3 separate regions of the Homo sapiens genome follow, and regions 2 and 3 are each linked to region 1. The links are chromatin contacts, found by Hi-C or POLR2A ChIA-PET in ENCODE. All regions are on one chromosome and are shown on one strand. The core of a region is the stretch at or near the end of the contact, and the rest is flanking DNA. Distances in the headings are between cores, read along the strand shown.

The links. Hi-C counts contacts between places; a loop is a spot of excess contacts on that map. ChIA-PET counts read pairs that join two places held with the same protein, here RNA polymerase II (POLR2A). Pooled maps may share reads with other maps.
Region 2: a loop to region 1 is called in a map of PC-3, with 4 times the contacts of the local background. The contact joins the promoter of HIBCH here to the enhancer-like site in region 1. A Hi-C loop is called at or near these places in 8 of 168 maps with a recorded cell type or tissue (K562, PC-3, Right ventricle myocardium inferior and 5 more) and 16 of 50 pooled maps. POLR2A ChIA-PET finds 5 or more read pairs at or near these places in 4 of 52 experiments (PC-3, activated CD4-positive, alpha-beta T cell, activated T-cell and 1 more).
Region 3: a map of PC-9 shows a loop between it and region 1 (4-fold over the local background). The contact joins two enhancer-like sites. A Hi-C loop is called at or near these places in 16 of 168 maps with a recorded cell type or tissue (Caco-2, Calu3, GM12878 and 12 more), 18 of 37 single-sample maps with no recorded cell type and 18 of 50 pooled maps. POLR2A ChIA-PET finds 5 or more read pairs at or near these places in 1 of 52 experiments (activated T-cell).

What each region holds. Positions count from the first base shown.
Region 1 is chr2:190,807,888-190,812,478 of GRCh38, forward strand. No RefSeq gene overlaps it. Among named protein-coding and RNA genes, the nearest start is that of GLS, 71 kb to the right of the region's middle. Within about 2 kb of position 2,089, at least 3 of the 41 ENCODE cell types and tissues checked have a DNase peak (open chromatin) inside an H3K27ac peak, as active enhancers do.
Region 2 is chr2:190,317,357-190,321,947 of GRCh38, forward strand. It overlaps HIBCH (3-hydroxyisobutyryl-CoA hydrolase), which reads right to left and starts at 2,470. Exons shown (of 14, transcript NM_014362.4): 1 at 2,360-2,470. The coding sequence starts at 2,394.
Region 3 is chr2:190,508,113-190,512,703 of GRCh38, forward strand. It overlaps NEMP2 (nuclear envelope integral membrane protein 2), which reads right to left. Exons shown (of 9, transcript NM_001142645.2): 8 at 2,249-2,425; 9 at 1-1,200. The coding sequence ends at 1,077. Among named protein-coding and RNA genes, the nearest start is that of NEMP2, 24 kb to the right of the region's middle. Within about 2 kb of position 1,811, at least 2 of the 41 ENCODE cell types and tissues checked have a DNase peak (open chromatin) inside an H3K27ac peak, as active enhancers do.

The sequences.
Region 1 (4,591 bases), core at 839-3,338:
ATGCTTCAGTGAATTAGAAAAGATCATGTATCATCTCCTCTGTGAAACTTGTCTTTTTTCACAATCTGCCTGCATATAATACATAGATAAACAGACACAGACACACACACTGCAGCAGGTCTAAATGGTCCCTGCCTGTTGTTCCAGAGTACTTTGTGCGCATGCTTCTGTTACCACATTAACTCATATGATAGTTTTCACAGATTGAGCTGCTTGAGGACAAGGGTCATGTGTTCATCTTTGGGTTGTACACCACCTTGAATGAATGAAAGGACAAAAGTCTTTATAGAGTCATCACTGCTGCCCATTTCTCTGCCTCACTTGGTTGTAGAAGCCACTTACATCCAAGTTCCAATGACTGGGCTGCGGACAGATGAAGAATAACAGTGTGTGTGTAACAGGGAAAGACAAAGCATGGAGGGAGAAAAGGGAGTAACAAATCAGTAGGAATAGTGTTCCAAGGGATCTATGATGAGCTTCGCCATGCTGTACCTTCTCCCTCCACCCTTAGCCCTCATCTTCCCTAACCCTAAGAGACAAACTGTCTCACAGTTGAGGCGTTGGCTTTGTTCCACTTGTGCATACTGCCCATGGACAGCAGTGATGGTCACAGAGGACTCAAGTGCTGATAATGATGGTTTAGGTGGCAGTGAAGAAAAAAACTATACAATTGTCCGTAAACCAATGCATATTTGTATATGAAGCCTGTCACTTAGGTCCAATTCCAAATACCTGGCCTTTCTGGACATTCTCTTTTACTGGCTTAAAGTAGGTATGAGGGATTTTCCCATGACCATGTTCCAGAAAGAACAGTCACCCCTCCTGGGACCTCCTGAGAGAAGCACCATCAACAGACTACTGCAGCCTCAAAGAGCTACTTCATCTTTAAACTCCTACAGCACTTACTGGCATGGTCTAGTCCTGTTAGATAGTATCTTGATTCATTGTTCCATTTGCATTGGGTCTCCTGATTGGACTGTAAGCCCCCTGAGGTTAAGAGCCATATCTAATGCTTCCCTCCAGAGCTCCTAGGACAACAGAGTAGAGTGAGGGTCTTAGAATAATATATATTCTGACATTGGTTAACTGAAAAACAAATACTCAATTTATTTTTTATATTATTTCATATATGACATTATTTTATATTATTATATCTTTTTTTTCCCATCCATTCTCACATCTTTCATGCCCATTGCCTCTTTTTTCCTATACCCCATTCCTCTTTCACAGGGCATTATCTTCCAAAGAGTCCTAATGACCCAGCTCTGCCACAGCCACCATGGTAAGTGAAGTCCAGTGCAGAACAAGGTAAACAGACACAATCCTGCCCTGGAGAGACTGTCATACTGAGTAGACCCACAGTCAGAGGACACAGAGAGGAGAGGAAGCAATAAACAAAAATTCCATTGAGCTGGTAGGGTCATAAAGTGTGTTGCAACCATACTTCAAACAAGGTCAGCCCAGAACTAACAGAAACTCTATGATTAGCACCATCTCCTTCACTTCCTAATTGCAAACACGAAAGACACATTCCTTCTCTATTTGTGCTCTGGCCTGGTAAGAATGGGAAAGCAACTTAAACCCATTTGAGGTTATAATTGCTTTTTTTTTTATGTTTACAAATCTTATTTTATCAAGTAGTCAGTTGTTCAGGCCGAGAGAGTGTAGGACAAATTTTTCTTTCAGCGTGAACACGTGAAGTACACGTGAGGTCTGTAGGGTATGGAGGAGGCCTCAGGGGATGAATCATGTGGTCTAAGGTCCACAACTAGGAGGTTGTTCAGGGCAAATTGCAGAGTGAGAGAACTGCAGGCAGGAGAAGATTTCAAATATTCCAGTCCCCACTTCAGAAAATGGCATCTCTGTATTTTCAGTGAGTTCAAGCTGAAAACCTTGCACTTTTGATTTATCTCTCCTGTCACATCCCCATTTAATCTAATGGCACATCTTGCTGGTTTGGGGGAAAATTCTTCCAAAATATATCTAGTATCTCCAGTTTCCACCACTCTAGTGCCACCCAGGTAATCTATGCCAGCCCCCAGTCCCATTAGAACTTCTGCAGTAGCCTCTACCTTGGTCTCTCTGCCACCCCCTTCCACCTCCACATAGCAGCCAAAATGATGTTGGCAAAGCATGAGTCATGTATCATTTAAGGTAATAGTAGCTACTGTAACAAGGAAATCCCCACATTTGAATAATACACATTTTGTGTTCCATTTTTTATTGCTCAGGGAATAGTTCATGTGGGGACTCCTTGTCAATGCCAGGCTGGGAGAGGGAGAGCCCAGTCATCTTAATACATGGAATCAACACCCAGCTGGTAGAAGGGCGGAGAGAACATGAAGCAGGCATATCTGCTCCTTCAATACCTCTGCCCAAAAGTCACCCATAAATCACTTCTGCTCTCCTTCCAATGGCCAGAATTCATCTATGACATCTCTAGATGCAAGGAAGTGCGCTGGCTGGGCAGCTGCTTCCCTACAACAACTTCACAGCTTCACAACTCCACAATTCTATAACTCTACAACTCCAAAATTCCACAACTCTACAACTCTTTAGTGACAGCTGCCATCTGTTCAAATGTGAGGTGGGTCTTATCGCTCGCCTGCTTACCACTGTCCAAGAGCTTCCCATCTAACTAAATAAAAAATTAAAATCCCAGCACTTTGGGGGGCTGAGGCGGGAGAATTGCTTGAGCCCAGGAGTTTGAGACCAGCCTGGGCAACACAGGGAGACCACCCCCTAACACAAAAGTTAGTCGGGTGTGGTGGCATGCATTTGTAGTCCCAGCTACTTGGGAGACTGAAGTGGGAGAAATGCTTGAGCCCAGGAAGTCAAGGCTGCAGTGAGCTGTGATTGTCACTGCATTCCGCCTGGGTGACACAGTGCAACCCTCTCAAAAAAGAAAGAAAAAGAGAGAAAGGAAAGGAAAGGAAAGGAAAGGAAAGGAAAGGAAAGGAAAGGAAAGGAAAGGCAAAAGGCAAAAGGAATGGCAAAAGGCAAAAGGAAAGGAAAAGAAGAAAAGAGATCCAAAATCCGAAGCCTCCGGACCTCATACCACCCTCCTGGGCTCATTGTGCTCCAGCCTCTCTCACCCTTTTTCTGATCCTTGCTTATTCCCACCTCAGCAGTTGCTGTTTTCTCTGCCTTGAATATTCTTTCACCAGATCCCTTTTCATCAGGTAAGTAGATAGAAAATGGGACCCAGGAATTTGCACTTTAACAGGCACCCAGTGACCCTGGTGCCGACGGTCAGTGGTCTATACTTTGAGAAGCACTGGTACAGTGGTTAAGAATGTGGACTATGGGATCAGAGGGCTTGGGTTCAAATATTATGAACCCAAAGACTTGCCGAATCTCTAACTTTGGGTACTTTATTTGCCCTCTCTAATGCTCGATTTCCTCACCCATGAAATAGAGATAACAACAGAAATCACTTGGTTGCCGTAAGTAAACAGAAACTTGGTTGTTGCAAGAAACAAAAACATGGTTGCTGTAAGCAAAATGAGGTCAAATCAAGATACCAGGTCTGACACATAGTAAGTGGTACAAAGGAGTGCCTACAGATGCATCATGCAGCTTTAGAAAAAGTAGGGTGGAACTGGACAAAAGAAGATTTGAGCAAGTGAATCTTAAATGAGAAAGTGATGTGACTCCTGTGCTTCCTGGGGCTAAGGGATGCCACCATAGAGTCCTAAGGAGTGGAGGGGTATGTCGGATGGTTTGAGATGCCTGTGTCACAGTCACTCTGAGCAATGATGAAAGAAGGTTAGATCTGGGAAAGGGGGCCCTACCAGGAGCTTGTTTCACTAGGCCAGATGGAAGAAGATTCAGTTGTATGAATTGAACAGAGAGATGAGTTAGAGGGAGAAGAAAGCAGCAAGAAGCAGCAAAAGAAGGTTAACAACATGAAAACAGACCAAGGGAAAAGATTGAAGGGAAATGTGTGTTGTCTCAGGATGGGCAGGACCTACTGCAATGGAAGGGCACTAATTCCTAGATTATACCCAAGAATGCCAGTAGATACCAGAAAGTGGTAAAATAGCAAATGAAGTCATAGAAGCCAGAGTTAGTGACAACACTTTAAGGAAGTCATTATAATTACAGTTGAAAAGGGTGAACTGGTGGCATCCAGTCAAAGGTTGCAAAGATAATGGCACTAGAAATTGTCCTTTCAATTTTCCTGAAGTTGCCAGAAATATCCTAGTTGAGGGTAGCAGCTTCTAGGGATAGAAGAAGTACAAGGGGAAGGAGAACAAAGTTGATTAAAGAAAGTCAATGTCCTATATGTGGTTAAGAAGTAGATGCATTTAGTATAAAGTATATGTTCAAGGAACACAAATATACAAGAAAGAAATGGAGCAGTGGCCAGGAGTAAAGTTTGAGTCCATGTTAGTACCACATGCACATGCACTCTTTCTCTCTCCTATGAAAACTTTCCGTGGCTTCCATATAAAGTCCCTTTTACTGTCCCCTACCCCTACACTTTAAACTGACTGCTGACCTAGTTTGAGTATGATTAAAGTTCCATGTAGGTTGAGTGATCCAGGTTTTGTGGGGGCTAAAACGTATATTATTTGGCTGATCCTTC
Region 2 (4,591 bases), core at 1,220-3,719, 490 kb before region 1:
CCAAGGGCCCTACATAAGGAACAGTAGGAAAACCAAGTAGTCCAGAGTGGCTACAGGATAATAGAAATGCCTAGAACTGTGCTTCCCAGCAAGTAGAACAGAACAGTAGGTAATTGTTCATCCATGAATATACTGGGGCCAAATCTGTGAAATCCAGACTGGTAAAACTGTATTTAATTGCATAAGCAGAAGGGCACCTCTGTGAGATTCTGAGAAGAATGGCAGGCACTGAAGTAAAACCTTAGCGAGATTAACCTGGCAATCTTGTACAGAAACAATTCACACTGGGAAGAGGAAAAAGTGATTAACTTTGAGACTACTGTTGAAACCTGAATCCACAGGAAGAGGTTAAGGTTTGGGAGTGTGGGAGAACTTAGGTAAGTTTGAGAATCTAGAAGAATGATAGTGCCAAGAGAGACAAAGAGTAAGGGTTATACTTACGTGCAAATTTATTTTTCTTTTCCTTTTTTCCTTTTTTTTTTTTTGAGACAGAGTCTCACCCTGTCGCCCAGGCTGGAGTGCAGTGGCATGATCTCGGCTCACTGCAACCTCCCCCTCCCAGGTTCCAGCAATTATCCTGCCTCAGCCTCCCAAGCAGCTGGGATTACAGGGCCCTGCCACCACACCCAGCTAATTTTTTTGTATTTTTAGTAGAGACGGGGTTTCACTATGTTGGCCAGCCTGGTCTTGAACTCCTGACCTCAGATGATATGCCCGCCTCGGCCTCCCAAAGTGCTGGGATTACAGGTGTGAGCCCCCGCGCCTAGCCCTTAAGTGCAAATTTATATATGAGGTGCAACTGAGGCATTCAGAGGGTTGTGACCAGCATTAGAGCTCAGGGCAAGTCAGGTTAGACAAAAATTTGAGTTACCCTAAGACAGATGATTTGGGAACCAAAAAAAAAAAAAAGTCCAAGAGCTAAACTGGCACTGGGGTAAGGAGAGGCGGTGGAGAGTGGCATTAGAAAAGTAGGCCAGTACCGAAGAAGCCAAGGGAGGCCAGAGTTCAAGTGGGGCTGCCCAACACTGTCAACCATGGCCCAAGGCCTTTTTTCCTCTCAGAAACACTTTCCGTGGCACCCTATTCCCTTATACAGTTGTGGGTTAGGGTATTGTGGACTGGACCATCTTGGCCTCTGCTTTCTAGGATAATACCCACTTCAGGGCTGAGTCTGGAAAAGGCATCTCAGATCAAAGCCCCCAAAATGGTCCTGGCCTCACCTACAGAGTACTGCATCTTGGAACGTGGGGTGGAAGAAAGCCAAGCTGAATTGTGGAAATGACAGATCCTTTCCTAAGTCAGCTAACTTTAACAAACATGTCTTTCCAGTTTGTTTCTCTATTTGCTATTTGCTGACAACACTGAAAAAGCGGCAGTAACGATTACGTGTACTGATTTTCTTAGCATTTACTAAATCTCTCCATGAGCTGGTGCAAGGACAACTAATTTTAAGGTATTAAAAAAACAAACAGAAAAGCAACTCTTAAATGTATAACAAAAATTTACTGAGAATTAGGTCTGTGGATACAGTGTTAGACATCTAGACACTTTCCCCTGAAACTATTCTTCTTAAGTCAAGGAAACACCTCCATCCCTTTTCAGGAAACCCAGAAGGCAAACTCTAAGGCTTAAAGAATCCAGTAATTTAAGTCGTCCTTATTTTAAAGAAATAAGGACGGTTCTCCCTTCAAGTGGGCGCAGCTGCTACCTGGTATGACAGTACAGGGCCAGGCAGTGGGCTGTTTAAGGCGCATGCAGCCTAAAGATGATGGCTACCAGATTTCCTAGGCTGAGCTCAAAGCGCAGTGAGGGGTACTTTCAAAAAGTTAAACAATGTTTGCAAACATGCTCCCCCATGCCACGTTAAATGTCCCTCAACACTAGCCTGAAAGTTCCAAATGCCTATACTGACGCTGCAGCCATGCAAGAAAGCTGAATAAAATCACACCACGGGCAGAGAGAGGTGCAGCAACTGGCAAAGCACCTGTGTGTGCTGGCTGCACAAAACATGCCGCACAGTTCCGCTAAGCTAAATCTGTCCGTGTCCCCAGACTGCACCCAACTTTTAAGAAAGGAAAGAAACTGAGGCCAAAAGAATTAAAGTCGTGTGGGGACAAGCCTGAATTAAGAGCCAGAGTGGCAGAAAACCAGAGTGCTGCTGCAAAGAAGATGCTAGAGGGAGAAAGGAAAGACAGGGACGGGGGCTGGGGCTTGGGGAGGGCCAAGGTTGGGGTCTCACAGCGGCGCCTCTGAGCGCGACTCGAAACTTCGAGGCCAGCAGTCTCCACCCCCGGCCCTTTTCCCACTGTGGCGAGTGCCGCTGAAGAGCCTGCCCTTGGCCCCTCGCTCTCTCACTCACCTCGACATGAGCCTCCACATCTCGCGCTGCCCCATCGCCAAACACTCCGAAGCTAAAGCAGCAGAGCGAGAATCTCCCGGACCGTTCCAGCGCCTCGCGTGAGCCCCGCCCACCGCCGTCCTGCGCCGCCGGGCACAGATGACAAGTCCTCCAGGAAGCCAGAGCGACCGTTTCCGCTACGCGACGGGGAAGGGCGGGGCAAGAACGACGCCTGGAGGAAATAGTTGAGGGAGAGGAAGGGATCGGGGACCGGGCCAGGGAGAAGGCGGAGAGCGAGCTGAGGCGGAGCGGGAAGAGGGAGGATAGAACGGACTAGGGCGGATTCGCAGGAAAGGAGATTGCCCTCTAGAGGCTGTCTTAGCCCAAAGCGCAACCTGTTGTCTAGGCTTGGCCTGCCAATTTGACCAGCAGGGACTGATGTGAAAGACTTTTCTGGAATTTTAGTAATTTTTTATTAAAACGTAAACTTAGTATTCTTTGAGACTCAAGTAGAGGAATTACAGTTGATAAAGGACATCGATGTAGTTTATTCATTCCTAACCCAATACAGCCGAATTCCTTTAATATTAGGATTGAGACATTTTCATTTTTCTTGGGAAAAGTTACAGATCTCCCACTCTTCCTCAAAGACACACAAGAGTTGTCTGATTAAGACATAATAGATATGTCTTCCCAACTAAAGTAAAAGTTGCTGTTATCAGTGGAAGCATAATTACATTCAGAAAGTAGCTTACTCTTAAATGAAACCAACATTTAACTCAACTACTAGGATCCACTGTTAAATTGAGGAAAACGTTCCTCCGCTTCCAGATCCACCCAGATGTGTAGCAGAAGACATTTCATCGCCACTATTAAGTATTGACACATTTATCAGAAAGAAGAAATCCGGTGACAAATTTCAGAGAGGACACATGAAAGGAGTTATTCTTAGTACCTTGATATTTAAAGAGATACACTGTTGAGACTTTGATCAAAAATTACGTTGCTAACCTAGGTCAAATGTAATAACCAAATGCCCACTGAGAAGAGGACAGACAACAGACATCACAGAAGGAACTCCTTACCTGCAATTTGGTTTTTAACTGGCTACAGGACATCACCATCTGACATCACCATCATGCCTCATTCACTGCGCACAGAAATGAACCATTCATCTGACCTAGCATGGTTTACTGGAAAAAGCATGGGCTTTCCTGTTAGTCAGACTGAGATTCAAATCTTCCTTGCCGCCCTAGCTTCATGTGTGTGAAACCTGAGTCTCACAAGGCCTCATCGTTAGAAGGGCCCTGTGCTTGTTTTAATGCTGTGCTATTAATAATTTTTGAACAAGGAAACACAAATTTTCATTTTACACTAGGCCTGCAAATTATGTAATCAGTCCTACCCCTAGCACACTAATAGTTTAATGACCTTGAACAAATTATATAGCTTTTCAGAACCTCCATTTTCTCATCTGAAAATGGATGTGCTGATGATTAGAGGTGTTTGTGAAGATCCATTGAAATATAGAAATATGTGCATAAATTACTTAGGACTTCGTAGGTATCAAGACCTGTCAGTTATGCCACACCTTCCACCAAGCTGTCCTTCCTATTCCTAAATTCTCTATTTCTTCTAATGATGCTATCGTCTTCTGGCTTCCCGCTCTAGAAACCTCAGTCCTTTAAAGAAAATTATCTTAACATTCTATTTTGAAGATTTTCAAACATATAGCAAAATTATAAAAATTTAAAGCAAACGCCTATGTGCTCACCACATAGATTCTACCTAGATTTACATTTTATCTTGCTTTATTCCTTATCCCAAATACCTTATTTTTAAATGCATTTCAAAGTTAATTACAAGCATCGTTTTACTTCTCCCAAAATATGGCATGTGTCTTACTACCTAGAGTTAAATATTTGTTTACATATTTTCCCTTTTGAGACAAAATTTACATACAACAAAATGCACAAATCTTAAGTGTACATTCACTGAGTTTGACAAATGTATACACTTGTGTAACCAAAATTCCTTAGATATAAACCATTGTCATCACCCCAAAAAGTTTCCTCTCACGATTTCCCAGACATTCTCTGCCTACCACTGCCTTCCCCACCCCAACCCCCGCCCCAGAAGCAACCACTGTTCTGTCTCGAGAACCACTGTTTGTTTTGAGACAGGGTCTCACTCTATCACCCAGGCTAGAGTACAGTGCCACAGTCATAGCTGACTGCAGCTTCAACCTCCCTG
Region 3 (4,591 bases), core at 561-3,060, 300 kb before region 1:
ACAATTTTTTAAATGGATCAGTCAATTCAAAATATCACAAGAGCTTAAGTGCCTTCAATTTCAAAATACAAAAAAAGTAATCATAGTATCTAATCCTTACGTATGTATATAAAAATCTTACGTATGTATAAAAAACTTTAAAATGTCTTCAGAAACATTTCCCTTTATCACAGTTAAATAGCAAGTTGGCCATTATTGAAAAATAAAAAGTAAAGCCACCAACATTGTGAGGCCCATGGCTGTAGGGAGATGGCTCCTAAGCTTGCACCTGAAGATCTTGTCTACCTGAGTCAAAGGATACATCAGGGCTGGATTTCTACCAGTGCTGCATCTCAGTGTGGTCTTGCACAAGTTATTTAACCTCTCATGAGCTCAGTTCCACCACCATTAGCATTTTCCAAACGTGTTCCAAGGAATATTAATCTCATGAAAAAGAGTTCTGTGGTCAAATTAAGCAAGAAACTGCAGCACACAATTTCTCCCCTTTGGGAGATTCACAGTGCACACGAGCATTATGAATGCCTCTGAGAGATACTGAAATACATTAGTTTAACTTTATATCAATCTTAGTTGACCTCAGAATACCTTTATTGACCAACACTTGGTAGTAGCCTGTGAGCTGTACTTTGGAAAACACTGGTCCAGCATGTCTCAGGTCTCTTTAAGGACTTATACTGACGAACTATAGGAAGAGTATTGCAGAGTCTTCTGACACAGGTTCAGGGGATTAAGACCAGATTTAGTGCCCTGGTGTCGACAAAGCACCTGTTCATGCTTACTAGCCCCTTAAGAACAACGCCATTCCCCTGTTCCTAATGAAAGCCTTCATTCAAGGTAAGTGGTAGTGGCTGTCACAGAATTTTGGTATCCACCTACAGTACAATAAGTAGCAGAAGTCACCAAGAATGCTAAGTTATCTTCAAAATGGGTTGGTTTCCCTTTCCAGACTGACTTGTTTTTCTCCACAGCAAATGTTTTTGCCACCGTTCACTAGAACAGTTCTGCCTAACTTTAATAGAATCCCTGCCCTTTGCCCACTTCCTTGTCCAGAATGAAGTCAACTTGAAGGTCGCATGTCAGGCAGTACTCGGGTTAAAGAGCTGCTCTTCCAAGAAGGCACCCCCAAGGCCATACTGCTCTTCATGCAGACTGATTTCTTCAGGTGACAAGTGGCTTCCTCCAAGAACAAAGTCTGCAAATCTAACAAGTTTTTTGTTTTAAATAAAGTTAATGTTATCTCAGGAAGGTTTATTTGAAAGATAACATGTTCCCTTGCTATTTATCCCCTTTAATTAAATTTGACTTTGCATCAATACAGGGTGGCATTTACACAGTGGGTGTAAAAATGGGAATGGCTTATGTGATCCCTCTAAAAACAGCTATTCATGGAAAGGGCAGAGAATTAGGGCAGATATATAAGCACTAAGTAAGCCAAATGTACTCACTCCTGTTTTCTAATTCCTTCTTGTCTCTATTTTTTATTAGTTTGAATTTATTATTATTCATTATTTTGTTTCAAATACTTCCCCCTTCCATCTTTAATTTGAGGGCACTGTTATTTGGATAAAGTTATGAGGAAGAGAAAGCAATAAGGAAAAATTTTGGGACAGACGTCTTTCTTAGTGAACTTTAAAAATGATTTTCCAGCTGGGTGCGGTGGCTCATGCCTGTAATCCCAGCACTTTGGGAGGCCAAGGCAGGCAGATCACGAGGTCAGGAGTTAGAGACCAGCCTGACCAACATGGTGAAACCCCATCTCTACTGAAAATACAAAAATTAGCCGGGCATGGTGGCGCCCGCGCCTTGTAATCCCAGCTACTCAAGTGGCTGAGGCAGGAGAATTGCTTGAACCTGGCAGGCGGAGGTTGCAATGAGCTGAGATTGCACCATTGCACTCCAGCCTGGGTGACAGAGCAAGACTCCATCTAAAACAAAACAAAACAAAAAAGATTTTCCCCACCAATAGGGTGAGAAGCAGGTCACACATCCTATTCCACCTTCCCTTCGCATAGGGAAGTTATCTTTATAGCCTTCCCTATAAAACATCAGATAAATATTTATTCTGACATCAGCAGTTCTACTGTGCAAAGTCACAGTACTGAGAAAAGGGACCTCTGACAACTTCCACATCATCTGTTATCCAGGGAAACAGTCTATTTCTACCCTGAAGTGCCTGTACCAAACCATCATATTATTTTTTAAATCATTCTGAACTAAACTATGGTCCGAGCAGCAGAGCGGGACTTACTTGCTAGGAGTGTGGAGTCTGGAGACGACCAGCCATGAGGGAAAGTCGGGTTTTCGGCAGGCCCGGCGTAGCTCCTCCAGAGCACTGTTCGTTTCAGCATCAGCTTGCTCCCTGTACTCGTCTTCCGTAAGATATTTCACCACCAGCTCTTTTGATGTAAACCACTGCTCCATTTTCCTAAAACATGGCATGTGGTTGCAGGATTACTTCCTAATTCAATCCTTAAGATTTACAAAAATAGGCCAGGCTCGGTGGCTCACGCCTGTAATCCAGCATTTTGGGAGGCCTGGGGAGGCGGATCACGAGGTCAGGAGATTGAGACGGTCCTGGCTAACAAGGTGAAACACTGTCTCTACTAAAAATATAAAAAATTAGCTGAGCATGGTGGTGGTCGCCTGTAGTCCCAGCTACTTGGGAGGCTGAGGCAGGAGAATGGCGTGAACCTGGGAGGCAGAGGTTGCAGTAAGCCGAGATCGCGCCACTGCACTCCAGCCTGGGCGACAGAGGGAGACTCCGTCTCAAAAAAAAAAAAAAAAGATTTACAAAAATACATTTCTTAGATGGTAACAGTAATAATACTTCTTAACTTCCTCTATATCATATCTATACTTTTTTATTGCTGTTATCATGACTGAGGTATAGAGAACATGTAGTTTGGGCCTAATAGTGTATTTCCCCATTTCCTGGACTATCATAAATAATGTCCTAAGGTATTTGAGAATCAATTTCTGATACAGATGTTAATTGTATTTTTCTTCCTCGGTGATTTCTAATCACAGAGGCAATTAAAAGCTTGTTTTGTTTTGTTTTTTTATGCTTGGCCTGTTGATTTTCTTGGGCACTAATAGAAGCAAGCTTTTGAGATGTCCTTTTATGCAGACCCTCTAGAACACTGACCATTTACTCTCCACACCAAGAACCTGGGAGGATTTGTGGGATATCACTTCCACCTAGTGGTGGTGATTCTAATCCTAGAGAGAAAGAGCAAATATTGTACAAAATTTATAGTAATTTTTCCTGTATTACATGACGAGTGGATCATGATTAGAACTTTCTTTTTCCAACCAAGAAAATCCTAAATCTCATAAAATGTAGGAATCTAAAAATTTAGGAATCTAAGACTCTCATAAAAATAGTAACAATAATAAGGTTTTTAAAACATTTGTTTTATTTATTTTTTAAATTAAATTTAATTTTTTTTTTTTTTTTTTTGAGCCAGAGTCTCGCTCTGTTGCCCAGGCTGGAGTGCCGTGGCACAATCTCAGCTCACTGCAATGTCCACCTCTGGGATTCAAGCAATTCTCCTGCCTCACCCTCCTGAGTAGCTGGGATTACAGACGCACGCCACCACGCCCGGCTAATTTGTGTATTTTTTAGTAGAGATGGGGTTTCACCATGTTGGTCAGGCTGGTCTCAAACTCTTGACCTCATGATCCATCCACCTCAGCCTCCCAAACTGCTGGGATTACAGGCATGAGCCACTGCGCCCGGCCTAAAACATTTGTTTTATTTATAATGAGTTTTTAAAAATATTTTGAGGTGGTTTTAAATTTAACCAGAGATTTTGAAATATAAATGAGCATCAGAATTATTAGGATATATTTATATAATATATATTTAAGTATATATATATTTTTTCTTGAGGGTTAGGATTGATAAATCTATTATCTTTTAAAGATCTTATAGTTGATGAGCTAGATCAAGGAAACAGTGATATAATCTCCTTCTGCTTTTCTGAATACCTGTGCATGGTTTCCCTGAAGGAAAAACCCTGGATGCTAAGCCAGAAGACCTGGACATAGTCCTGGCTTTGAGATTTATTCACTATATGAACTTGGGGAATTCCTTAACAGTTCAGAGCCTCACTTTGCTCATATGAAAAAAATTAAAATGAAAGCAATAATATCTCCCTCATCTACTTCATAGGTCACTGTACAGGTTAAATGAGATATTTTGTGTAGGGTTCTTAGCACTGTAAGTGGCCTATAGTAGGTGTTCAATAAGGATAATCAAAAGAGTAGTTACCATATACTATTAAAATATAAGTAAACAGCTCTTTGCAACTAGAAAGTACTATACAAAATAAAGGTATTATTTCTCTGGTGTGTTATTTAACCTATAAGTTCCTGTTTCATCCCCTAATTCTTTATATAATTATTCACTAGCAAAATTTTAAGTTGAGGAAGTTATAGTACATTTTGATTATTATAGAACACAGCTAGTGCACAAAAGAACCATTGTGCAGAACACACTCTGCTCTTGGCAGGGAGCTGGATGGTTAAAGGGAAGGAAGAAGGAACTCTATCCTGAGTTCCTCAGGCCACAAGCCTGGCAAAGGGCCAG